3 separate regions of the Mus musculus genome follow, and all the other regions are linked to region 3. A link is a loop called in an ENCODE intact Hi-C map of the cell type or tissue named here. Cell type or tissue: left cerebral cortex. All regions are shown on one strand. Each heading gives the region's core, and the rest is flanking DNA. Links, peaks and the distances in the headings are about the cores only.

Region 1 (8,455 bases), core at 198-8,197, 120 kb before region 3:
ACATAATCCAAATCAGTGACTTGAAAACTGTTATTCCAAGTATCTTTATGGAAGCATCCCATTCATTGTTCTCAAAATTTAAGAATTCAGGAAATTAACTCACTTTATGGGTTATGAATTATATGTACATTTATGTGTACAGTGTGTATGCTTGGTGCCTGCAGAAGCCAAAAAAGGTGTTGACAGATGATTTTGTGCTATCATGTGGGTACTACAAACCAAACTAAAGTCTTTTCCAAATGCTCTCAACTGCAAAGTCGTATAAAATTGAATGTCCCAACACTGAAGAATTGGAAACAGAATTTCACAATAGTTATTACTTGTTGAAAAAACAAGTGAATGAAAGATAGTATTAGATAGGGATTGAATGCCATGCCTATAATTTAAATATTGGGAATTTTGAGTACTGTAAGTACTATAAGTATTGTTAATATATATGACTAATTCAAGACAATGCAGTTTTGGTATCATTTTCATATATGGACACAAAATATTTCAATTCTATTTCTCTATTATTATATGTACCTTCTTTTCCCTCATTCTGGGGTGGTGGTAGTAGTGGTTCATGCAGGTATCATATAGGGATGCACACTGCACAGAGATAAGAATGAAAACCTGGCACAGATTAACTTTAGGAGCCTGGATCAGACTTCGGTGAGTTTCAAAATAGATGGTTTATTCCCAATATATTTAAGCCCAGTATAATTTGAAAAATTATTCCTGCTGTAATAAAATCCATGTTTCACAAGAAAGTGTAATTACATTGAAACTCAACTCAGGGAATATAATTTCTTCCAAGAAAGTGGGATCTAGTGATACACTACCTGCACTAGGCTAAGAGGCTAAGGTGTCCATTATACAGATAGCATAGGGGTCCTTTTGGGCTACTAGCCAACTCTGTTCTTGCTGTGGGAGTATTGGAGTGTCTCTAGCTATACAGGCCATTTACAGGCCACTCCTGTCCTGACTGTAGGATCTTGATATGGCCTAACAGATAATGCAGATCACCAGGCTATTAACCACTTCCAATGTTCAGCTTCCTGTATGGAAGAACTGGTTATTTTCATCTTTCACAAAGAAGAATTCTGTGTACGTAACAGTCCTAGTTTCTCTCGAGATATCCAGATACAAGAACTTTCATGCTATGTTCCCAAAATCATCCCCTTCCTTTTCTCTAAAATATTTCCAGTTTCAAACAGAATGAGAACACTTATTGGGGTGAATCACATTTGTCCATTGAAAGATTAATTTTTAATTTTATTGGTGTGCATGTGTATGAAAGCAGTACCTGCAGAGGCCAAAAGAATTCATCATATCAGATTCCCTTGGAGTTGTAGGCTGCTCCTGTGGTGCTGGGAACTAAACTCCAGTCTTCTTCCAAGCACTCTTAACTTCTGAGTCAACTCTGTCAATTTAGAGAAAGAATGGAGAGATCTAGCCATCACTATTTTTGATTGTTTTGATGTAACCTCACTACTTGCTATTCTCAGTCTCTTGGCCTTTAGTTATAAAACAGTACTATTGACTCCAAGTGTCTCTTTGATGTTTGACTGGGTGGGTAGGTGGGAGAGCACCCTCATAGAGTTGGGGGGGGGGATGGGATAGTGGGTTTGCAGAGGGGAAACTGGGAAGGGGATAAAATTTGAAATATAAATAAATAAATAACCCATAAGAAAAAAAGCAAGTAGCAAGATAGTGGGAGTTTGATATGATAGGAAAGTGCAATTCATTCTACTGTGCAAATCTGATTAGAATTATCCAGTTACTGTAATCATTAGTGCTTTTCTGTACCAAGAAGGAAAGAAGATTGGCTACTAAAGAATACTATTCCAGGACAACAACAAGCCTTTCTTTCATTCAGAGAACAGAGGTATTGTGTATATATAGATTGCTATCTTGATCACCAACCCTGACAGCTGGTGCTGGTATCAGTGTCAGAGTTATTAAAAAAAAATGTGCAAAGCATGCAATCTTTTTTACCCCCAAGGCAAATTGCTAAATTTATTTTGTTGTGGTTGGTTTTTTTGCATATTATTTATTTATTTATTAGGTATTTTCTTCATTTACATTTCTAGTGCTATCCTAAAAATCCCCCATATCCCCCCCTCCCACTCCCCTACCCACCCACTCCAATCTTACCTCTGGGACAAGAACTAGGTTCTTTGAAAAGGCAGAGACAAGAAAAGACAAATCAGACTGAAGTATGCAAGATTGGGGTCTGGGCTGTGGGACAAGAAATGAGGTCTTTCCAGGGAAACTGGGATTATGGCATTGGAAACCAACATCTTTGTTGGGGTTGAGTACATACTAAGATCTAGTGGTAAATTTCCTAATCTGTGCCCCTCTGTCTCTGAAGCTTTGTACCCTTTTAAGAGCACTGATTGGAATCTTGAACTTGAATCTTCTTTGGGAGGAGGAATTGAACCATACCCAAACTATTTCTTTATTATAAAAAGAACAATTTTACCACAACATGGGTTATTTATCTTTTGAGACATGAGATCATGTCACCGAGGCTGGCTTCAAACTCAGTATATAATTAAAGGATAACCTTTGCCTCTTGATCCTCCTTCTTCCACCTTGCCAGTGCTAGGGCAACCTGTGTGAAACATTATATCTGTTTTGGAGGCTCAAGTTTTAAATCCTGATACCACATAAAGCACATGGAGGCCTTTTTATGGGAAAAATTTCAGTATATTAAAATGTAAAAGCTCCAATGGAAAGACACTTTTGCATTTCATTTTTGTTGTTCAATGTTCCCTATGAAATGGTAAGTTACCCTTAATTTTAAATGGCTAAACATGCAAGGGCACACTGGCTTTCAGGATTAGACACAGCTTTACTTCCTTTTTTACTACTTTTAGAATGTTCACAGTGGTCACTTGGCAGCAGGTGTCATCTAAATAGGTTTCAATATGACAGGAAGACAAAATTTACAAAAAAAAAATGTAATAAACTGTAAGTCTCAAGTTCTATCACTCCACACAGTTTCTGGCTATGGGATCTTCAATAGAGATTCTGACAACCATTGACTAAATAGGACTGGAATGCAGAAGAAACCAAACTATGATCTGTCTAAGTGGAGTGAACCTTTACTGCTCTTGAATTTGAGAAATCTACATGTGTTAACACCAGACAATTCTGTCTTTACAAATATGTTCTATTTCAAAAAGATGAAAAAAAAATCACAGGAAGTGGGATTAAAAGGTTGTGGGACTCTCAATTTCAGGGACAAACTACAAGGTTTGCTAATCAGAGGATTGATGTAAGTAATCCTCTGATTAGCAAACTTTCCAGGTTATTCAAACCCTAATGATAGGTAAAGAATGGACAATGGAAAGACTGCATAGAGTCCTATGAAGACTACATGTAAGTAATCCAAAATGCTATTTGGATCATAGAGTGGGAGAAAAATCATGAAGAGTTTGTGGTTTGAGAGAGATTCCAACAAGAATATAAAATTTTGGAAAAGATGCGGAAAGGCTTCAAGTATATCTAAAAGTGGTGTGGAACAGATTGTCTTTACTGACTGCAAACTGGATGATGTTCTGACATAAAATAGTACTGTGTGCATGTGCATTTGTTCGTGGCTTGAATAGTGACTGGTTTATGGATGATTTTGGTATGTTAGCTTATGGCATAAAACTGTGTTATAGTCGGAAGGTTACCAATGCATTCATATTGCCTGAACCCACATCTCAGTTAGTTGTGTGGCATTGTGCAATTCTAACGCATCATTTTGTAAAATGAAGGACACAATGGGGCCCATTTCTTATAGTGATTATAGAGGTGAAAACAATGTTTAGTCCAGTGATTGAAACACATATGGGAAAGCAAATGTGTTTGCTTTCATTTCTCTAGTGTTGTTTCTATGATTTACTTTTATAGTTTCTGCAACATGTAAGGCATACTTATTCAATACTTGCAAAATAGTTGTGTAACAAAGGGAGGCAACTTCCTGCTCCTGGAGCTGTAGAGAGCCTTAATAGTATAGCCTTGGGTCTGAGTAGAGTTCAGTGTCCCGAGGATACTCACACACACACAATCTCAGCAAGCATCATAGAATGACATTATTTTCCAGAAACAGTCCACAGGACCTGCTCTAAAATAGGAATTAAGCTTTAGTTCATTGTGACATGGCTGTCTATGCTGAGGGCTGTGGCAAAGTGCAATCAGGTGGCATTTATCTCAGTCCTATTATCTGGACTATGGCATTGTGTCACTGTGCCTTTCTTGCACTCTGATCTAGGATTAAGTGTAAGTCTTTATTGTGTCTGATAGAAGCATACTTGTGTATACACAAATGTTTCCCTTGTGACTGGAATATTAAACATCTTGGTGATTGATTAAATTATATATTTTAATATCAGAGATGGAAGTGTAGCTCAATAGTAGAGTCCTTGTCTGTCATGACCGAAGCACTGGGTTGTATGACCAACATAAGACAAAACAAAACAAAACAACAACAACAATAAAATCCAGGCTGAGTAGAGCACCAGAGATCTCTTGATACATCTTAGATAACAGTATTTAGCATGTACCAATCACTGTGTCAAATGATTTCTGCATTTCATTTCATTCATCCCCTTTAACCCATTTTTTTCTTTATCTCATAGAAGTTGAAATTAAGGTTTCATGGTAGAGTTAGAATTACAACGCAGACAGATGGGACTGTAGGAAGTTTAAAGCTAGTGACACTGCTAGAATGCCCACTGTGAAAATGAATTGCTTTCTGTTAGGATTATAATATATATTCCCACCAAAATATTTAGTCTCTCTTCCTTTAGGATCAGCACACATGTATGGTATACATAATACATATGCAATTGCTGTCTTTTATGAATGAGACTTGCAAACTGAAAACAATCCTAGGATTCAGTCATAGTTTGAATAGCCAATCTAAGTTGAACAATGTTTTCATACAAAAGCTGTCATTTATATTGACTGCTAGGATAGCCTGCTGTACATCTGTATGTGATTTATATCTTGATTTATTCCATGTGGCTATTAAACACCTTCTTCATATTTAGACCTTGATGATTTTTCAAAAATTCACATATAGTCCCAAGAATAAGAGAGAATATTAATAACATCAACAAAAAATAATGAAGATTTTTACCTACAGTTATTATTCACTGGGTTAAGAATACACTAAGTATTTTGTATGTTGCAATATTTAGGACGTCACTGGAGCTTATGGATAAGGAATGCAGCATGCATGAGATTAAACAAGTTTATATAAACAAGTCTATACAGGCAGTAGATGATAGAGTAAAGTTTCAATTTTAAGAAGGACTCCATTCAAAACCTCTATATGGGGCTGATAAAATGTCTCAGCAGATACAATACTTGTAAAAATGCAAGGACTGGACTTAGATCTTTTCATGTAAAGTCTGGGTAAGTAAAATAGCCCACATGTAATTGTAATGCCAAGAAGGTGAGAATGGGAAATCTCTGAGCAAGCTGGTTAGCTGTACTGGCCTAATCAAGAAATTCTGGATGCAACCAAGAGATCTTGCCAAATGAATGAAGTAGAAAGTGGTGGGACAAAATTCTTGGTGTCAACCACAGGCCTCTTACATGTATGTATGTACCCTTACATATGAGAACATGCACATATACATTTACTCATAGAAGGACATTTGCAACCCCTTCACAAAAATAACAAAGCTTACACACACACACACACACACACACACACACACACACACACACATTTTTTTCCTTTGGACTATCTTTTATCACAATAAAATTCAATGTCATACTATTTTGCTACTAATTCATATGCCTCAGTTTGAATATTTTGACAATAACCAGATGGATCACTCTGACTTCTTCTCCTCTGTGAGAGGTCCAAAAAAGGCATTTTATCTAGGGTCTTTTGCAATTAGAGCTAGATAAGGTTTTGGCGGAGAGATAATAGTGTAGATATTGCTGCTAGTAGGGCTCTAGAAAGCACAAATGCTCCTACATAGTTTCAAAATTCCTGAGCCGAAGTAGACAGGCTCTTTCTGACAACTAACAAAGGGTTGTTTTGATAATTGTCTCACAAATAAAATAATATGACTGTGTGAAAAATATTTTCTAAGTTGGAGGGTAAATGTGGTGTGTGTTTTAAGTAGTAGTTCATACATAGTTGATTCAGGTATTTATGGTTCATGGGATCCAGAATAGAATGGTTCTCCTCTAGAGAAAGTTACAATATGTGGGATCCTTCACTAACTGTGACTTGAAAGGACTGAGTGTTCCTAAGGTTCACTGCAATCCTACTGAAGCCTGCATCCATAGTCATAGAATCTAGAGACCATCACAGGCATCTCAAGGGAATGGTTGCCTCTGAATATACAGAACAGTCTTGTGAGCCTTTATTGCCACTGTTAAAATATACATAATTTCTAAAACATGTCTGTGTGTACATCTGAGTTTGCTGCAGCATTTAATTTTGGTATAGTCTGAGATCTCAGGTATGAGGCTATAAAGGAAGTAGCTAACGCCACTACTGTCAAACTATAGCAGTTATAAAATCTACCATAATTACTAATAATAAAATGTATGCAAGGGCAGTGAAAATTCTCAACTATAGCAATATCCTGAGCCTGGAACATAAGACTCAAACAATTGAAGAGGAAAATGACTGCAAATTAAAGAGGGGAAAGATAAAGTTAGAGAGATGGCTCAATGGTTAAGAGTACTCACTGGCTTCTTTTGAGGATGATCCCAGTTTTATTCCTGGCATCCACATAGGGGCTCACAACCATCTATAACTTCAGTTTCAGGATATCCAGCAACTCAGACTCGCCTACACAGGCACTTCACACATGTGGTGCAGAGACATACATATAGGCAAACATCAGCATATACAAAGTAAGTAAATCTTTAAAAAAACTTTATAGGGAAATGGTCACAAGATATTCCATAGAACAGATTGTGGTGTTTGCTTCTTTCATTTACAAATGGATCTTCTTTGTATAAGATAGCAGCAGACACCTAAGATATAATTAAAAATTAGGTGCAAGTAGGCAGTTTTTTAAAAGTCAACACTTTTTAACTAATGACTTCTGTTCAACATTATAATCTCAAGAAAAACTCAGTCAGCATTTATTATCTTTATGACAAATGCATGAGTATTTTGAAGAATCCAAGTGCTTGTTAGAAGGTATGGTGGCCTGTGTTTGAGCTTGTGGAAGCCAGAGGTTGACACTGGGTATCTTCCTCCATGTTTTTCCCATTTATTAATTGATTGATTTTTAATTGATTGCTGATTATTTGATTAATGATTGATAGCTAAATAGCTAGATAGCTAGATTGATTGATTGATTGATTGATTGATTGATTGATTGACACAGGACCTCTTAACTGAGCACATAGCTCACTGTTAGAGCTAGATTGTCTGACCAGTGAACCTCTGGAATCCACTTGTCCTGCCTCCCCTCCTCTGAACTGCTGTCATAGGCCAGAGTGCCTAGATTTTATTTTTATGGGGATGTTGGAGATGTGAACTAAGTTCCCCACTATTATTTAGCAAGTACTGTACCATTTCCATGGTCATGATCTAAAAACTTTAAGGAATGTTCTAAATCCATATAACAGAATAATTTATTTACTTCTGGTTTTTGTTTGCTATTTCTTATTAAGGGAAACTGAAGAAAAAGAACAAGAAAACAAAAAAACAAAAATTAAAAACAGATATGTACAAACACAAACAAGAATCACATTCTCCCAATGACTTTGTAGTATGCCAGGGCTTTTCTTTAACAGTTATGTTGAGAGAGGCTCAGAATACTCTCAGTTTCCAGGTCCATCCACTCACTGCTCAGCAGCGACAGGTCCGATTTCAAGAATCTGTTCCTGGTCTTCTGTGTCTGAATAAGCAGCATTGAAAGCCCATAAATGCATTTTCATTCTCTAGAGAAGGTAGCCCTCTGCTAGGATTCCACCCTCTGTTAGTTTGTATCCACCTTGTGCTCTGCATGAAAAGTTCAATATTTGAAGAGAACAAGCAGAGTATTTATGAAACTGTAGGAATGAGTGTTTCATTTGGAAGTGCTAACTGTGCCTTCCATGAACTTCTTTTAGAGGCATCTCCATGGGAAGCCAGTATAAATGCACCTATTATTTCTGTGAGTTGAGCTCCTAATTTACATCTGCTTTCCATTGGATAACTCTAGGAAATGAAGATCACAAAGTTTAAAAAGAAGAATACCTGTTTAATGTCCCATGCAGTCGGATTTTGTGTTTGTGCTTGCTCACAGCCAAAGCCTGAGGCAAGAAACAGAATGAGCAATTTAGCCAATCATTGGTTGTCTGAGTCCATTATGCAAATAGAAATAAAGCCCTCTATTAGTGTAAGAAAATAAGGCCTTCTCTACAGCCTTTCCTTGTTCAGATAGACTTATTTTAATGCCTGTCCTATAAAATAGGCTCCTTAAGGCAATCTGTAAAATTTAAGAAAGGA
Region 2 (8,455 bases), core at 198-8,197, 130 kb before region 3:
TTGAGAATTCTTTGTTTAGCTCTGTACCCCATCTTTTAATAGGGTTATTTGGTTTTCTGGAGTCCAACTTCTTGTGTTCTTTATATATTTTGGATATTTGTCCCCTATCAGATTTAGGATTGGTAAAGATCGTTTTCCAATCTGTTGATTGCCATTTTGTCTTATTGACAGTGTCCTTTGCCTTACAGAAGCTTTGCAATTTTATGAGGTCCCATTTGTCGATTGTACAAGCCATTGCTGTTCTGTTCAGGAATCTTTCCCCTGTGCCCATATCTCTGAGGCCCTTCCCCACTTTCTTCTCTATAAGTTTCAGTGTCTCTGGTTTCATGTGGAGTTCCTTGTTCTACTTAGACCTAGCTAGGAGATGGAAAGAACTCAGATATCCTTCAACAGAGGTATAGATACAGAAAATGTGGTACATTCACACAATGGAGTATTACTCAGCTATTAAAAATGATGAATTCATGAAATTCTTAGGCAAATGGATAGAACTAGTAAATATCATCCTTAGTGAGGTAACTCAATTGTGAAAGAAAACACATGGTATGCACTCACTGATAAGTGGATACTAGCCTAAATGCTCCAAATAACCAGGATACAATTCACAGACCACATGAAGCTCAACAAGAAGTAAGACCAAAGTATGGTAGCTTCAATCCTTCTTAGAAGGAGAACAAAATACTCACAGGAGCAAATATGGAGATAAAGTATAGAGCAGAGACTGTCCCACCTGGGGATTCATCCCATATACAATCACCAAACCCAGATACTATTGTGGATGCCAAGAAGTGCATGCTGAAAGGAGCCTGATATGGCACTCCCCTGAGAGGCCTTGCCAGAGCCTTACAAATACAGAGGTAGATGTTAGCAGCCAACCATTAGACTGAGCGTGGGTTCCCTAATAGAGAAATTAGAAAAGGGACTGAAGGAGTTGAAGGGGTTTGCCAACCCATAGGAAGAACAATATCAACCAACCAGACTCCCCAGAACTCCCAGGGACTCAGCAATCAACAAAGGAGTATACATAGCTCCAGCTGCATATTTAGCAGAGGATGGCCTTGTCATGCATCAGTGGAAGGAGAGGGCCTTGGTCCTATGAACGCTTGATAAATGCCCCAATGTAGGGAACTGGAGGGCAGGGAGGTCAGAGTGGGTGGGTGGGTGAAGAAACACCCTCATAGAAGCAGGGGGAGGCAGGATGTGATAGGGTGTTCCCTGGAGGGAGGGAAATTGGGAAAGGGGATAACACACACACACACACACACACACACACACACACACACACATATATATGAATTGGCCTAAGGAGTGGGATAATATGCTCTGGTTTACACATCGTGTTCTTCTGAAATGAGGTGTAGGATGGTTATGTGAAACCATGGTAGACCATGGTAGAAAACAAAAAACAAAAATCAAAAAAAAGTGGTATGATAAATTAACAATCCTGGGCTAAATCATTCCCACTGCAAGAACAAGCCTACTGGATAGAAATCTCTTGTGTTCTGAGACACCTTTCTGATCTTGTTTGTGCAGACTAAGTTCTCTCTTAATATGGTTTTCCCTGTAATAAAACATTAAAATAGAAGCTATCTTATATGATTAATCCATGATGTTTCCAATGTGTCTATATACCACCAAAAATGAGAATTAGCACATTTGTAGATCCTATGACATTCTAGGCACACTGTACTCAGGAATTTATCTACTCATAGCTTATATACAAATATGTACTTCTCATAACTTCCATAGAGGGCTGGTGAGATCAGTGGGTAAATGCCCTTGCAACACTAGCATGGTGATCTGACTTGGAGCCCCAGGACCTATGAAAAGGGTGGAAAAGGGCTAATTCCAAATAGTTGCCTTTTGATTTCCACATGCATATAATAGGATGTAAACCATCACACACACACACACACACACACACACACACACACACACACACACGAATACTCATAGCATGCACATATAATAATAATAAATTTTAAAATTTAAATTACAATAATAAATGCACATAGTTTACAAAATAGTAAGATCCTAGCTGTAATGGAGCACACATTGTCTGTTACTCACATGGAGAATTGGCTTTCCCTCCCTTTCTGCTCAATCTATAAACAGCTGTAATGAATGTGTGCTTATTCTTTCCTACAGAATGCTCTATTGCTAAAATTTTGTAAGCTTTTTAAAGGTTGAATTACAAATATTGGCATCTTATGTTTTGTCACATAACTGTTGTTATCTGTCCTCCATTTTATGATATTCCAATTCTCTACTGTATCTATTATGATTCCTTTTAGTCAAATTTACCAATCTTTCAAATTTAAAATGCTTCTTTCTTTTGAAAAATAAAGCAGCCCAATCCTGGAATCTATTTCTTTTTAATTTTTTTTAATTGATTACATATTTTTCTTTTTAAACATTTCCATTTGGATATTTATTATTTATATTTCAAATGTTATCCCCTGTCCTGAGCCTCCCCCCAGAAATTCCCTATCCCCTCCCCCTGCTTCTATGAGGTTGTTCCCCTACCCACCCACTCATTCCCACCTCCCTGCCCTCAAATCCCCTACACTGGGGCATCCATTCAGCCTTCACTAGACCAAGGGCTTCTCCTCCCATTGATGCCTGACAAGGCCTTCCTCTGCTCCATGGGTGGCTAGAGCTGTTGTTCCCTCCATCCATACTCCTTGGTTGGTGACTTAGTCCCTGGGAGCTCTGGAGGATATGGTTGGTTGATATTGTTGTTCTTTCTATGGGGTTGCAACCCCTTCATCTCCTTCCATCCTTTTTTTAACTCCCCCATTGAGGAACCCATGCTCAATCCAATGGTTGGCTGATAGCATCTGCATTTGTACTTGTCAGGATCTGGCAGAGCTCAAGAGACAGCTATATTAGGCTCCTTTCAGCAAGCACTTCTTGGCATCCACAATAGTGTCTGGGTTTGGTGACTGCATATGGGATGGGTCCCCAGGTGGGGCAATCTTTGTATGGCCTTTCCTTCAGTATTTGCTCTGCACTTTATCTCTATATTTGCTCCCGTGAGTATTTTGTTCTCCTTTCTAAGAAGGGCCGAAGCACCCACATTTTGGTCTTCTTCCTTCTTGACCTTCATGTAGTCTGCAAATTGTATCTTGTAAGTTGCTCAGAAAATTGGACATAGTATTACCCGAGGACCCAAATATGCCACTCCTGGGCACATACCCAAAAGATTCCTCAAACTATAACAAGGATGCATGCTGTACTATGTTCATCCAGCCTTATTTATAATGGCCAGAAACTGGAAAGAACCCATCTGTCCTTCAATAGAGAAATTGATACAGAAAATGTGGTACATTTACACAATTGAGTACTACTCAGCTATTAAAGACAATGGCTTCATGAAATTCTTAGGCAAGTGGATGGAACTAGAAAATATCATCCTGTGTGAGGATACCCAATCACAACAGAACATACATGGTGTGCACTCACTGATAAGTGGATATTAGCCCCAAAGCTCAGAATATCCAATCCTGGAATCATAGTAGCACTCTATCATTGTCCAATGCTTTGCTGTATTAGGCTTGCATCCACTGGAACAACAATTTTCAATTTACATATGAAGAATTTGGGGAGAGATAATTCTTACGCAGGTATGCAGTTAGAATTTGAACTGGAGTCTAGTTTCAGATTTGGTGTGGCATACTGCCCTCTATGATATCATTACAGCAATTGTACTGTGTGGAAATAAGACAGAGCTTGTGTGACTTGCAGGAGGTTGTTATCAAAGCTAAAGACATTAAACAAATTTCAGGATACCTTCTCCCATAGTTCCTCATTTTCCTTAGCTTGCCATTCTTTTCTAGGCCCAAATCCTGGTCTTATAATTCTGTTCCTATAAGCCCAGCTCTCCCTGCTGTGTTTTGAGAGTCCCTTTATTCTCTAATTACTTCTTGAGGGAACTGGCTTTTTGCATAGTCTGTACTTTACCCACAAAGTGAAAATTTATCTCTGAATTATGGATATAGGTTATATTTCTTTGAATTTATTACATGTTCTTATGTCTTAAACTGAATTTCTGTGCAGTTTTCACCTCTTAGAGCCCCATCTGCTGACCTTAAAATATTCTGCATTCAGTTCTATTTATAGCAGACTCTCTTACATTCAGCTTCATGATACAGTTTTTTTCATTGATTGGAATAAACAAGTCAAAATTTTCTTTCATCACCCTCTTTTCATCTTTCTTTGGACATTTTTAGTTCTTTGTCCATTTAATTAAACTCACAGCTGGCAAAATGGCTCAATTAATAAAGGTGTCTGTCTCTAAGCCAATGCCCTGAATTCAGTTCCTAGGTCCAGATGGTAGAATAGAACTGACTTTTGCATGCTATCTTCTGAGTTTCATCCATAGGATGTGGCAAATGAGCACCAAACACATCCATATGTAGGTAAAATGAGTGTAATTCATACTAAGCATGCATACAAATTAAGGACAATAACCACTTTTCTCTGCCATGCTGGTAAGGACATAACTACAGGTAGTCAATGAGAATTGGCCACAAGTTTTTTGAAAATAAATTACTATCTCTCACCCATGTGATATCTTTATGTTTTAGTAAAGCGAACTTAAGTCACTTCTGGATTTTTAGGAATTTCGTGATTCAACCTAAATTTTTTCTAAGTATTACCTTTATGCATAAAAATTATTCTTTCAATTTTGTCAATGTTATCTCCTTTTGCTCAAAATGTGCCTTTTCTCTATTGCCATCTACTGAAATTCTGCTTGTAATTCAAAGTCCAAGTTAGGAAGATAACATCTACCCCTAAATACTCTTCTGACCAGAACTGATCAATTTGGAGCATATATATTTTGAGAGCAATGCTACAACTTAGGTACTAGCTCTGATGCTGATAAGCTGGGAGCCTTCAGACTTGTCTCTTCATTGTATGCTGCCCAAGCATGAGTTATTATGAATGAAACATAGCCTAGTAGAATTGTGAAAACTATTCAAATATCGATATACTATCCCTTTCTTTTATACATGAAATTTGAGGCATTTTTTAAACTACAGTTTCAGACACATATCTCACTCTCATGCCTTCTTTTCATCTATTCACAACAGCCATTGGCTATGTGAGCATCCTTAATCCCTGTTGCAGGCATAAAAACAAAAATCCAGAGGTATCTTAAAGTACACATCATCTTTAGGATTGTGCTCTCTGAATGACCATTTATACCTTAGCAAAAGCATGATTTGTGTACTGACTAGTTTTGTGTCAACTTGACACACGCTGGAGTTATCACAGAGAAAGGAGCTTCAGTTGAGGAAATGCCTCCACAAGATCCAGCTGTAACATTTTCAACAGTTGGTGCTGGCACAACTGGTTGTTATCGTGTAGAAGAATGCGAATCGATCCATACTTATCTCCTTGTACTAAGGTCAAATCTAAGTGGATCAAGGAACTTCACATAAAACCAGAGACACTGAAACTTATAGAGGAGAAAGTGGGGAAAAGCCTTGAAGATATGGGCACAGGGGAAAAATTCCTGAACAGAACAGCAATGGCTTGTGCTGTAAGATCGAGAATTGACAAATGGGACCTAATGAAACTCCAAAGTTTCTGCAAGGCAAAAGACACCGTCAATAAGACAAAAGACCACCAACAAATTGGGAAAGGATCTTTACCTATCCTAAATCAGATAGGGGACTAATATCCAACATATATAAAGAACTCAAGAAGGTGGACTTCAGAAAATCAAATAACCCCATTAAAAAATGGGGCTCAGAACTGAACAAAGAATTCTCACTTGAGGAATACCGAATGGCAGAGAAGCACCTGAAAAAATGTTCGACATCCTTGATCATCAGGGAATTGCAAATCAAAACAACCCTGAGATTCCACCTCACACCAGTCAGAATGGCTAAGATCAAAATTCAGGTGACAGCAGATGCTGGCGTGGATGTGGAGAAAGAGGAACACTCCTCCATTGTTGGTGGGATTGCGGGCTTGTACAGCCACTCTGGAAATCAGTCTGGCGGTTCCTCAGAAAATTGGACATAGTACTACCGGAGGATCCAGCAATACCTCTCCTGGGCATATATCCAGAAGATGCCCCAACTGGTAAGAAGGACACATGCTCCACTATGTTCATAGCAGCCTTATTTATAATAGCCAGAAGATGGAAAGAACCCAGATGCCCCTCAACAGAGGAATAGATACAGAAAATGTGGTACATCTACACAATGGAGTACTACTCAGCTATTAAAAAGAATGAATTTATGAAATTCCTATGCAAATGGATGGACCTGGAGGGCATCATCCTGAGTGAGGTAACACATTCACAAAGGAACTCACACAATATGTACTCACTGATAAGTGGATATTAGCCCCAAACCTAGGATACCCAAGATATAAGATACAATTTGCTAAACACATGAAACTCAAGAAGAATGAAGACTGAAGTGTGGACACTATGCCCCTCCTTAGAATTGGGAACAAAACACCCATGGAAGGAGTTACAGAGACTTTGGAGTTTGGAGCTGAGATGAAAGGATGGACCATGTAGAGACTGCCATATCCAGGGATCCACCCCATAATCAGCATCCAAACGCTGACACCATTGCATATACTAGCAAGATTCTATCGAAAGGACCCAGATGTAGCTGTCTCTTGTGAGACTATGCTGGGGCCTAGCAAACACAGAAGTGGATGCTCATAGTCAGCTAATGGATGGATCACAGGGCTCCCAATGGAGGAGCTAGAGAAAGTACCCAAGGAGCTAAAGGAATCTGCAACCCTATAGGTGGAACAACATTATGAACTAACCAGTACCCCGGAGCTCTTGACTCTAGCTGCATATGTATCAAAAGATGGCCTAGTCGGCCATCACTGGAAAGAAAGGCCCATTGGACACGCAAACTTTATATGCCCCAGTACAGGGGAATGCCAGGGCCAAAAAGGGGGAGTGGGTGGGTAGGGGAGTGGGGGTGGGTGGGTATGGGGGACTTTTGGTATAGCATTGGAAATGTAAATGAGGTAAATACCTAATAAAAATGGGGAAAAAAAAGATCCAGCTGTAAGAAAATCCATTTTCTCAATTAGTGATCAAGGGGGAGAGCCCCTTGTGGGTGGTACCATCTCTGGACTGGTAGTCTTGGGTTCTATAAGAAAGCAAGTTGAGCAAGCCAGGGGAAGCAAGCCAGTAAAGAACATCCCTCCATGGCTTCTGCATCAGTTCCTGCTTTCTGACCTGCTTGAGTTCCAGTCCTGACTTCCTTTGGTGATGAACAGCAGTATGGAAGTGTAAGCTGGATAAACCCTTTCCTCCCCAACTTGCTTCTTGGTCATGATGTTAGTGCAGGAATAGAAACCCTGACTAAGACAATTTGTGTGTGAGCGAGTGTCTCCATATATATGAGAACATACATATGAAGAGAAAGAAGCATGATAACATGAAATGTCACAAGATAGTGACTTACAACATCTTCCCTTATTAACTACATTTCCACTGTGTTTATGGGGCATTGTCATCTTGCTGGATCAAATGACACATAATGTACCATCAAGAATAACAGCTGAAACCTAATGTGTCATTTGGAAACTTCAAATCTGATCTCAAAATGCAAAGGACATTTGATTACAAACCAAGGACAGGGTCACCTTTGCCCTCCTCTATGAGCAGGTAGCTATTGCATTTTCTAACTAATGGTACAAGATGTGTCTTTAGATAAAATTGCCTGTTGGTAGCATCACCCTCATTATATAATCTAGGCTGAGTTGATGTAAAGGGTGTAATTAAGCATTCCTACAAACTTTGTCTGTGCCTCTGTGGCAAAACAAATGCTCATCCCTTAGCTTTCTTTTCTTTGAATTATTAGAACACAGTTGGATGAAATTTCTGCTTGATGTATGCAATGTTGTTGTTAGGATTTGGATATTATAAACCTCTTATTGGGAGAATTTTAATGTTATTTATATAACAATGATTATTATATATTTAACTATAAGTGTTTTAGCTCTTATCCTGTATTATTTACTTTTAAAATGTAGAGTCTTATATTTGTTAAATGTTATACTAGTAAGATAATACATATCATATTTATATGACATTTATATATTAATACTTATACTTTTCAATGTAGGTGTATGCTTTATATACGTAGATGAAAGAAGAGACACATGATAGAGCCTCAATAATGTTATTTTCAACAAAATAAGCAAGAAGATAATAAACAATACGTATAATTTTTAATATAGAAACACAAATATAAATAAGCTCTCGTCTTAACATCTGAGAAATATTTATGTAGTATCTTAATAACAAAGATAATCTATTTTAAAATATTTCCCAAAAAAAGGTAGATGACTATTCTTAGCTGGGATCTGTTATAATTGTTAGCCTCTATACATAGCTATCCTCAGGAATCAGCAGCTTGGCTAACAAGGTAAGGAAAAGGGATAAAGAATATAGGAATGGCTC
Region 3 (8,455 bases), core at 67-8,066:
GAGAAGAGGAAGGCAGAGACAGGAAGATACCTGCATATCATTGCCCTGCCACTGTAACTGAATCAATGAGTTTCAGGTTCATTGGGAGACCTTGACTCAAAAAATAAAGAAGCTGGGGAAAGACAACCTTTGCCCTTCCTGTGAATGCAAATACACTAGCTAGCAGAGCCCATGGCCACATATAAACAATATACACACCCAGAAATTCGTTCTAGATACTTTAAATATTAACTTATCTATTATTATTTGTTATTATTATTATTCATAGCAATCTTAAGGAGGTCAATATCCCCACATCATAGGTAGCAAAAAATTGGAGGCTCATAATAATAAGTTAATGCAATGAATGAGCACGGCTGAGGCCCCCATGTCTGTCTACTGCCACCCAAATGCTCACATTTCTCTCTGTCCACTCTGCAACCCAACAATTAACACATTAACACTCAATGTGCAGATCATGAAGAACTCAAAACCATGGAAAAGAAAGGATGATTTTACTAATGCATACATTCTAAGACAGTTATTTTAAAATAGTCAAATTTGAAACCTTTCTCAGTCATAAACATCTTAGATCTGAAAACTTTAGGAGACTGTCACTTTGGGGATTACTTCTGATATCTAAGAGACTGACATATGTGTGTTATTACTAGGACTCTGCTCTAGATTAAGAAGCAAGAGACTAAGATTTCCTAATACAAATTTATTTTGGTAAACTTAAAATTTCCAAATGCTTATAAAGCTTCACAAAAAAGAAATCTATCAAATGATGTTGATATAAGTAATGTCAGCATCCAAAGGAGATGAGTACATGAGCATACAGGCCCTTAATAAGTGTGAGGTTTCCACAGAAAAATGTGAAAAAGCGATTCTGAAATAGGAGCCAAGTCCGGCTCTTTTCTCACTATTGATTTGCTATATTCAGCATACATACTCTAGGAGGTGAGAATATTTAGTCTCAGTACCCTAGGGGCATTCATCTCATGTCATTAGCAACTTTCCAGGATGAAGAAAATATTCTTTCTCTATTCTCTCTCTCTCTCTCTCTCTCTCTCTCTCTCCCTCCCTCCCCCCCCCTCTCTCTCTCTCTCTCTCTCTCTCTGTGTGTGTAAAATGCATGCATATCTATGAGTATATAATGTGTTTGCATGTATGCTATAGCATGTATGTGGAGGTCAGAGGACCACCTGAATTTTACCTTTTCCTTGCCTTTTACCTTGAATCAGAAAGTTTGTTGTTTGTGTCTGCATAGAGCATGCTAGTTTGCCTGTGAGCACCTAAGGATTCTTCTGTCTCTGGCTTCTATCCCACTGTAGAAGTTATGGAATTTCTGATGTGCACTATCATGCCAGGCTTTACATGGGTTTTGAAGATTAGAACACAGGTCCCCACAATAGCATGACAAAGGTTATACTCACTGAAGTATCTCCTCTGCCCATCTTTTGTGTTGATGAGAAAGTAACTTTTGTTTCTAAATTTTTCTTTCATAAATTCATGTAACATCTCTCAACAGGCCATTAATTATTTTGTGAACTATAGTATTCACTTGATCAAGACATTAATAATTTCTTCTTCTGTGTACCTTCCTTGCCTTGCTTCCTGGGAAATAATCCATTTTGACTACAGAGAACTATTTAAAGAATATTCTTTTACTTTTTTTTTTTTACAAGAACACTGTAATTCTGAAATATCCTAGATTCTAAAACTAAAGCATTATTATAAAAACTCAATGTTCATTTGACACAAGTTCTCACCGTGTAATTCAGACTGGACTCAAGCTCACAATCTTCCTGTCTTCACCTCCTAAATTCTGAATTGCATATTTATACACATCATTAGGGCAAAAGCTAATAAGTCTCAATATATAGATGAACAAGAAGGAGGAGGGCGAAGAGGAGAATGAGAACAAACAACAACAACCACCCATGACTCAGTTGAGGATGAGATGGGATGGAACCAATGTTCCTTACACCCGGGCCTTGATCACATTTTATGGCTGTGCATTTCTATGTTGTGGGAGTTTGTATGCAGAACCTTCCTTTTTAGACATTTAAAGTCTCTTAAAGCTAAGGAATTATTTCTTTTTTGCTTTTGATCATGTGATATTCTCAAAGCAGTTATAGCCAAGAAACCAAAAAGGACAAAAAGGAGTAAGAATACAACTAGAGACTTGATGTGATTAACCCCTCCAAATTCCATATGGCAAGAAAATGTTGGGTTATGTTAGAGAGCCAGCTTGATAGAAAGACTGGGAAGTGATCACTATGTGTATAACAACAACAGCAAAACAAACAAACAAACTCCACAAAACTAATACTCATTAAAAAGGTTATTCTGTGGGACACATGGTAAAAGCCCCTGTCATCCTGACTTTTGCTTTGGCTAGATTTCTTACCTTTTTAATGTTTGGACAGAGAAAGATACAGGAGAAGTTCATTTTAAAACAAAACATTTTTCCCTCAATAATTGGCCTTCATAAAAGCAGAAAAATTTGTAAAAACATAAAACCATGTACTAAATTGAGTAGTGTAAATATTGAAACATTTTACAGTATAGCTTTGTGAAGCAAATAAATTAGTCCACTCCCTTGCCTGAATTCCACAGGAATATTTTTAATCAGTGGTGGGTTTCACATTGTAATATCAAAATCAGATTAAGAAGGCTACATATTTTAGATATAAGTAGACTTATATCTAAAGTTTACTCATTAACCTCCTTGATATTATTATATAGAGATTTAATTATCTATTGATGATATATTAAAACGATATGCTTTTGAGTGCATTGTTTTTATTTCTATAATGAGTATCTGATATTCAGTTTCTTAAACGAAGTCAATAAAGATAATATAAATATATGTTAAATATAAGTGTCTGATATTTGCAATGAGTAATAATGACCAATTAAATTCCAACTCAGGCAAATATACACATATTTATTTCCCTGCAGAGTTTACTATGCGTCCAGTTGGAACAAGAAGTTGACCGGGGCAGCCTGCAAGGCCCACACTATCTTGGAAAAAGAACATTGGCCATCCCATAGCAGTCAGGTCTATCTCTTCCCAGGCTACACACATAATTTGCATGAGTAGGTGGCTTAAGCCACTTAATCAACATGACTCATTTCCTCCCCAACATATGAATCAAAAAAGAATAGCACATGAACACACCCCCAGGTCTCAGTTGACTGATGCTGGTCTCCAGGAAGCACAAAGCAAACATTCTACTTCATTTCAGAGGAGGAATTTTTTTTTTCCTGATGGAAGTACTCTGCCTCTCCTAAAAACTGTTACAGTTCAGTTAATGGCCAAAATTCTGAAACTATTTGTTTTCTCAGAAATTGTTTTAGTGAAATAATGTGTTCCAAGTTGACAAATTTCCTTCACATGGTTACAATTTCACGTCTTAATGGTAAGAAATCTTAGGAATTATACTTTTGTATATACATATTTAATTTAAAAGTGTATAATATCATACTTGTCTACAAAGTTCTGTGATAACATGCCACATTCATCCTCCACTGCCCTCTAATTCTGTCTCCTTCCTACCTATTCCTCTTCTTTTCCCAATATTTCCCCTCTACTATTTATGCCCTTCTTTTCCTTTCTCTTTTCTCCTATTTTAGAATTCATCATTGAAGCAAAAAAACTGAACAATGGGAAGAATAAAGTGCGGCTTACGGGTCTCTTTTCTGCAGCTTGGATACTCAAAAAATGTGGTCCACTCTCAATAGTTTCTTCTCCTACCTCTTTTGTGCCTGGGTGTGATTTCTGTCTTTGCAAGCAAGCTAGAAATAGCCTCAGCTGTGCATGTGCTTGTGGGGGTGGAGAGAGAAAGAAGTGATGTGGAATAAAAAGCAATGGAGGCAGATGGGAGCAAATCGCCCCCACAATTCCTTGGGCTTAGAAGGTTGTACCAGGCACTGTAGATCTTGTGCTGACCATTTCAGTCTCCCCAATTCTGCTCATCATCTTGTAATTCACTGCCACAATCTCTACCCTTTTTTGAAAGCAAGTAGGAAACTGTTTTGGAGGAACTCTCATAGACATGGTGAGTGCTGTAAAGCACAATACCTACTGTAATTTCTCATATGCTGGTGATCTCCAGAAAAGCTCTTGATAAGTCAGCAACTTGTTCACATAGAAATCAGATTCATCATCAAGAAAATACATGGGATGTAATGAACACTGTTCATTGCTGTCAATGCTAAAAGCAGCGTCTCTGAAAGTGTCTCCCTCCCTCCCCACCCTTTTTCTTCCTTTCTTTTCTTTCTCTCCCCTTCATTTCTCCAGATCTCTCTTTATTTTCTTTCTTTCCTTTCTTCTCCCAACCTTCCCTCCCAACTCTCTCCTTCCCACTCTTTATTCCTTTATCTCTTCCTCCCTACTTCACTACTCCATTGGAAAGGCATTTCCCCACCTCCCTAGGGTCTTTTTCTCTGTAATTTTAGACTTTAATTTTTCTAGGATTGGATTGTTAACCATAAAGCACTATTTTTAAAATACTTTTCATCCTTAAGCATTCCATCTGAGTGAGTATAGGTGTGTGCATAGAAACCAAGAGTTTACCCCAGAACTTAAGGAGAGATGATCAGGAAGGTAATCTTACGACCACCACTGGTATCTGCTGTTTTAGAATTAAATTCCATTCAAAATACTGAACCTTGTGTAGGTGGAAAATGGATTGGGCAGCCAAAAGATTGAGTGACTCAGACACAGCAGCCAACTGTGAGGAATGGTTACCAAGCAACTGTCTCAAAGGCTTCCTGGCAGTTCCCTAGAGGATGCTTCCCTAGAGGATGCTGCCCCCTTTCTAGAGAACCCTTCTTTGCTCAAGCTGTAGTTTTTGACTGCAATGTATTTTTCCTTTTGTTTACTCAACCTGTATCCTCTGCCTATGACGCTCTAAGACTGCCTTGCCCTGATACATTCTGCACACGATGATGTTAGCCTCCTCTAAGTTCCAAAATTTCATCTACATTGTTTCATCATAAACTGTACCTAACCTATGCTAAAATCTCTTGATCACTTGAAGTAATTTTATATTTTAGATTCTCTCTAGAATCTAGAGTGTATTTTTATCACACTTATTTTTTAGTTATTTAGTATAACAATAAATCATGACTCATAGTTGAACTTGAACCATCTTATGTAAGTTTTGTTATATTACTTTAGATATGGCTATATGGTGTTAAAACAAAATAATCTGCAATAGAAAATTCTTGCTATTCATCACCTACCTCTCCTACCCTACCACCATTAAATCATGAAATTGGTGATGGGAGTCTCTTTAGTTTACACACTTATCACCTGGGATGGAAGGATCACTTGAGTCCTCAAGTTTGAGAAAACCCTGGAAAACAGAAAAATCCTTACCTCAAGAAACCAAAAACAAACAAATGAACAAAATCAATCAACCAACCAACCAAACCAATCAACCAATCAAACACATAAACAAACAAACAAACAAAAAACCCTGCATTTTCTTTCTAGCCTTTCTTATAATCTATTACTTCTTTGAGCAAATCAACACAAAAAATAATTGTGTAGCTATTTCTCAAATCACAAATTGGCCTTCATGTCACTAAATAGTGAATTAGCCTATAATGGGAAGAAGTAAAAATTTTTAAAAATATTTGTTTTGCTATGTATGATTTTTTTTTTCTAAAGTGCTATAATCTTAGAAAAACTGTAGGTGTGTTCAAAGACTAAAGCTAGTGAGTAACATCTTTTGGAGACAGAAGCACCCCAATCATTCTCTAGTTTGTGTTCTGCTTGGGTTTATGTGCCCATCATTTCTCTACTCAGCAGGTGCCAAGATAATGAGATCCATATGGAACAAATTACTCAGGGGTAATGGGATCTAGTTCTGACAGGAAGAGTTCAGGACACAGAACAGTGCTTTTACTGTGGGAAGAGGCATCGCATCAAGGTCTCATGTAGTCATAGCTTCAATCTCCTTAAAGTGAGAATGACTTTGAACTCCTCTTTCTTTCTCAACTCAAAAATGCTATGATCACAGCAACGTGCCACTATAGTGGCTCTCCTGAGAGTTTATTCTCAGGGCCCAGCCATTTGGTGACTCATTTTAAAACAAAATAAAACATCAAAACAAAACAAAAAGCATATCTCTTAAAGGTATCTTCTGAAGTACATCTAAAAATAAGCAAAAAGTAAATTAATAAATGACAATTTAAAGGATGTATTACTACTTCTAATGAAATATATTCTACTTGAGATTCCCTTTAAGTCCTTTTTGAGGAGTTTCCACATACTGTCTGCTCTTTAGAGAGAAAATAGAATAAGTTCCAGACCCTAAAGCATGATGTTTCAGCCCATTTCTGTTGTTATTCAAATAAAGCTTTTGGTAATTATCATAGTAAATATAAAGATAATCATGTGATTATTTTGTACTCCTTTATTTTTAAAACTCAATGTGAATTACAACTTCTCATTAAACACTGTTATATACTAAGAATCACATAGTGCTTTATGTATGTAGTCTTATTCATATTCATTATTATATGAGGCCTGACTGAGCTTGCGGGGGGGGGGGGGGAGATGATAGAAATAATGATGATGATTGATGTTGTTGTTGTTGTTGATGATGATGATGATAACACATGTTCCTGTATCTATTGACAGGTTCTTCACTCTTGAGGCAAATGATACTGACTTTGTTTTGCAGATCGGGTGAATGAGGCACTCTGAAGGCAACAGTCTGCTTGGTTTTATACAGCTCAGAAAATGCAAAATTAGATTCTGATTCCAAATCTTGTTGCAAAGGTACAAGCTCTTAACCAAAATGCCCTGCTGTCCTACAAATATCTTTTGCTGTGCTTTTTCATATGTTTGTCAGAATGGAACTGTGGACATGAAATGAGTTAGAAGTAGTATGTTGTTATTTATATGTTGGATCGAATCCACTCTTTCCTATGAAGGCATTGCTCATTTCAAGGGTCAACAAAACATTGTCAAATCCTGTAATTTTGTAGAGAAAGTTTGGCAGGATGGACGCAGCCATAGACATTTGTTATATATTATCTTGGCTAAATCTGGAAGAATCAAGCAGCTGCAACAGAGACTCATATAACTTGTAAAATCTGAGATATTTATTATCTGGTATTTTACAAGAAAATTTGGCAATTCTTAAATTACTAATAACTGATACACAACCTCATATTTCCTGTTTCTAAACTAACCCTTGCTGTCACTGATAGTCAATTGAAATGCAATCAATAAACAAATATGTGGACTATACTTGTGATTGAAAGGTGCTTGTTGTCACTGGTGGTGATTTAGACAGAGAAATGGAAGCAATGATAAGTCATTAATCAGAGCTGATGGAGCACCAGCTAACATAGAAGGACAGTTTTCTGTGGCCTGAATTTCTCCTCAAATTTGAAGTGAAAGCTCCTTTATTTTACAATAGAAATCACTTAGAAAATGTTTCTTCTTTCTGAGGACCCTACCATTCAATCTTGCAGGCCTTGCAGAACATTATAGCTTATGAAAAATCCAAATGAACTAAGTCTAATGAACTATCTACCTTCATATTGGAAGGTGCAGTATGAAAAGAGCTAACTGCAAGTCTCCAAGAAGCACTGTACAGCAAATGAAAAATTGGGGGTGGGGGTGTGCTCTTCATTCTGGAACATTCAGAAATTTTATTTCAACCTTAAATCTCATAATCTTGTTCTTAAATACCAAGCATAAAATTGCCATAGCACTCACTGTGTTCTTACCCTTGAGAGGGACATTCATTTCAAGCTTCTGATTTTGGTTTTATGTAGAGAGCATGTAGAGAACAATGACCGCTCAATTATCTGAAAGGAATACTGTGCATGTAGATTTCCAAGACACCCACACCCCAGAGATAACGCCAGGGAGCTAATCAAATGCTTTTCTGCCTGCACAACTGTGATACCCAAAGCTGCTAGGAGCATCATTTTTAGATATCCGTGGGAGGGATTCTTTTTGTAATTCCACATTTCTTCCACTCCCACCACATGTCTAGGCTTTGCCTTCCAGAGGCATTGCTACACTTTCAGAGATTTTCCTTTTTCTCCCCTACCTCGTCTTCCCTCCATACCATCCTCCTCACCTCTCTGCCAAGGACTGGGCTTCTGGGTTAAGTGGCCCTCTAGTGTTACAGTTGATGTTTTAAGAACTAGCAGAATTCTTGCCTGCCTATGGATCCAATTCCCCAACTGAGCTGCTTTGTCTGGCCTCAGTGGGAGGGGGTTGCCTAGTTCTGCAGTGATTTGATGTGGTAAGTTGGTACCCAGGAGGGCCTCCCCATTCTCAGAGGAGAAGAGAAGAGGGAATGGGGTGAGAGACTGTGAGGGGGACTGGGTGGAGAAAGGTTGTCTGAGATAAGGATGTATAGTGAATAAATAATTTTTAAAATTTATTTATTCATCTATAACCCAAGATCAGTGCGTCCTCTCCTCCCAGTAC

Evidence for each region. Hi-C counts contacts between places; a loop is a spot of excess contacts. Peaks named below come from ENCODE experiments on the same cell type or tissue, not always from the same donor. Only the 100,000 strongest peaks of a DNase experiment are listed, where the experiment ranks them.
Region 1: a loop joins it to region 3, with 6 times the contacts of the local background. A loop is called at or near these places in 4 of 42 quality-filtered maps.
Region 2: a loop joins it to region 3, with 2.8 times the contacts of the local background. A loop is called at or near these places in 4 of 42 quality-filtered maps.

Annotation. Positions count from the first base shown.
Region 1 is chr3:158,907,096-158,915,550 of GRCm38, forward strand. No RefSeq gene overlaps it. Among named protein-coding and RNA genes, the nearest start is that of Gm20752, 170 kb to the right of the region's middle. In left cerebral cortex, for the core only: no CTCF peak of the experiment used is centred there; DNase peaks (open chromatin) are centred at 3,543 and 4,611; H3K27ac peaks cover 321 bases.
Region 2 is chr3:158,895,579-158,904,033 of GRCm38, forward strand. No RefSeq gene overlaps it. Among named protein-coding and RNA genes, the nearest start is that of Gm20752, 180 kb to the right of the region's middle. In left cerebral cortex, for the core only: no CTCF peak of the experiment used is centred there; DNase peaks (open chromatin) are centred at 3,831, 3,975 and 4,064.
Region 3 is chr3:159,027,026-159,035,480 of GRCm38, forward strand. No RefSeq gene overlaps it. Among named protein-coding and RNA genes, the nearest start is that of Gm20752, 45 kb to the right of the region's middle. In left cerebral cortex, for the core only: a CTCF peak has its summit at 4,797; DNase peaks (open chromatin) are centred at 3,142, 3,835, 4,724 and 7,959; H3K27ac peaks cover 4,208 bases.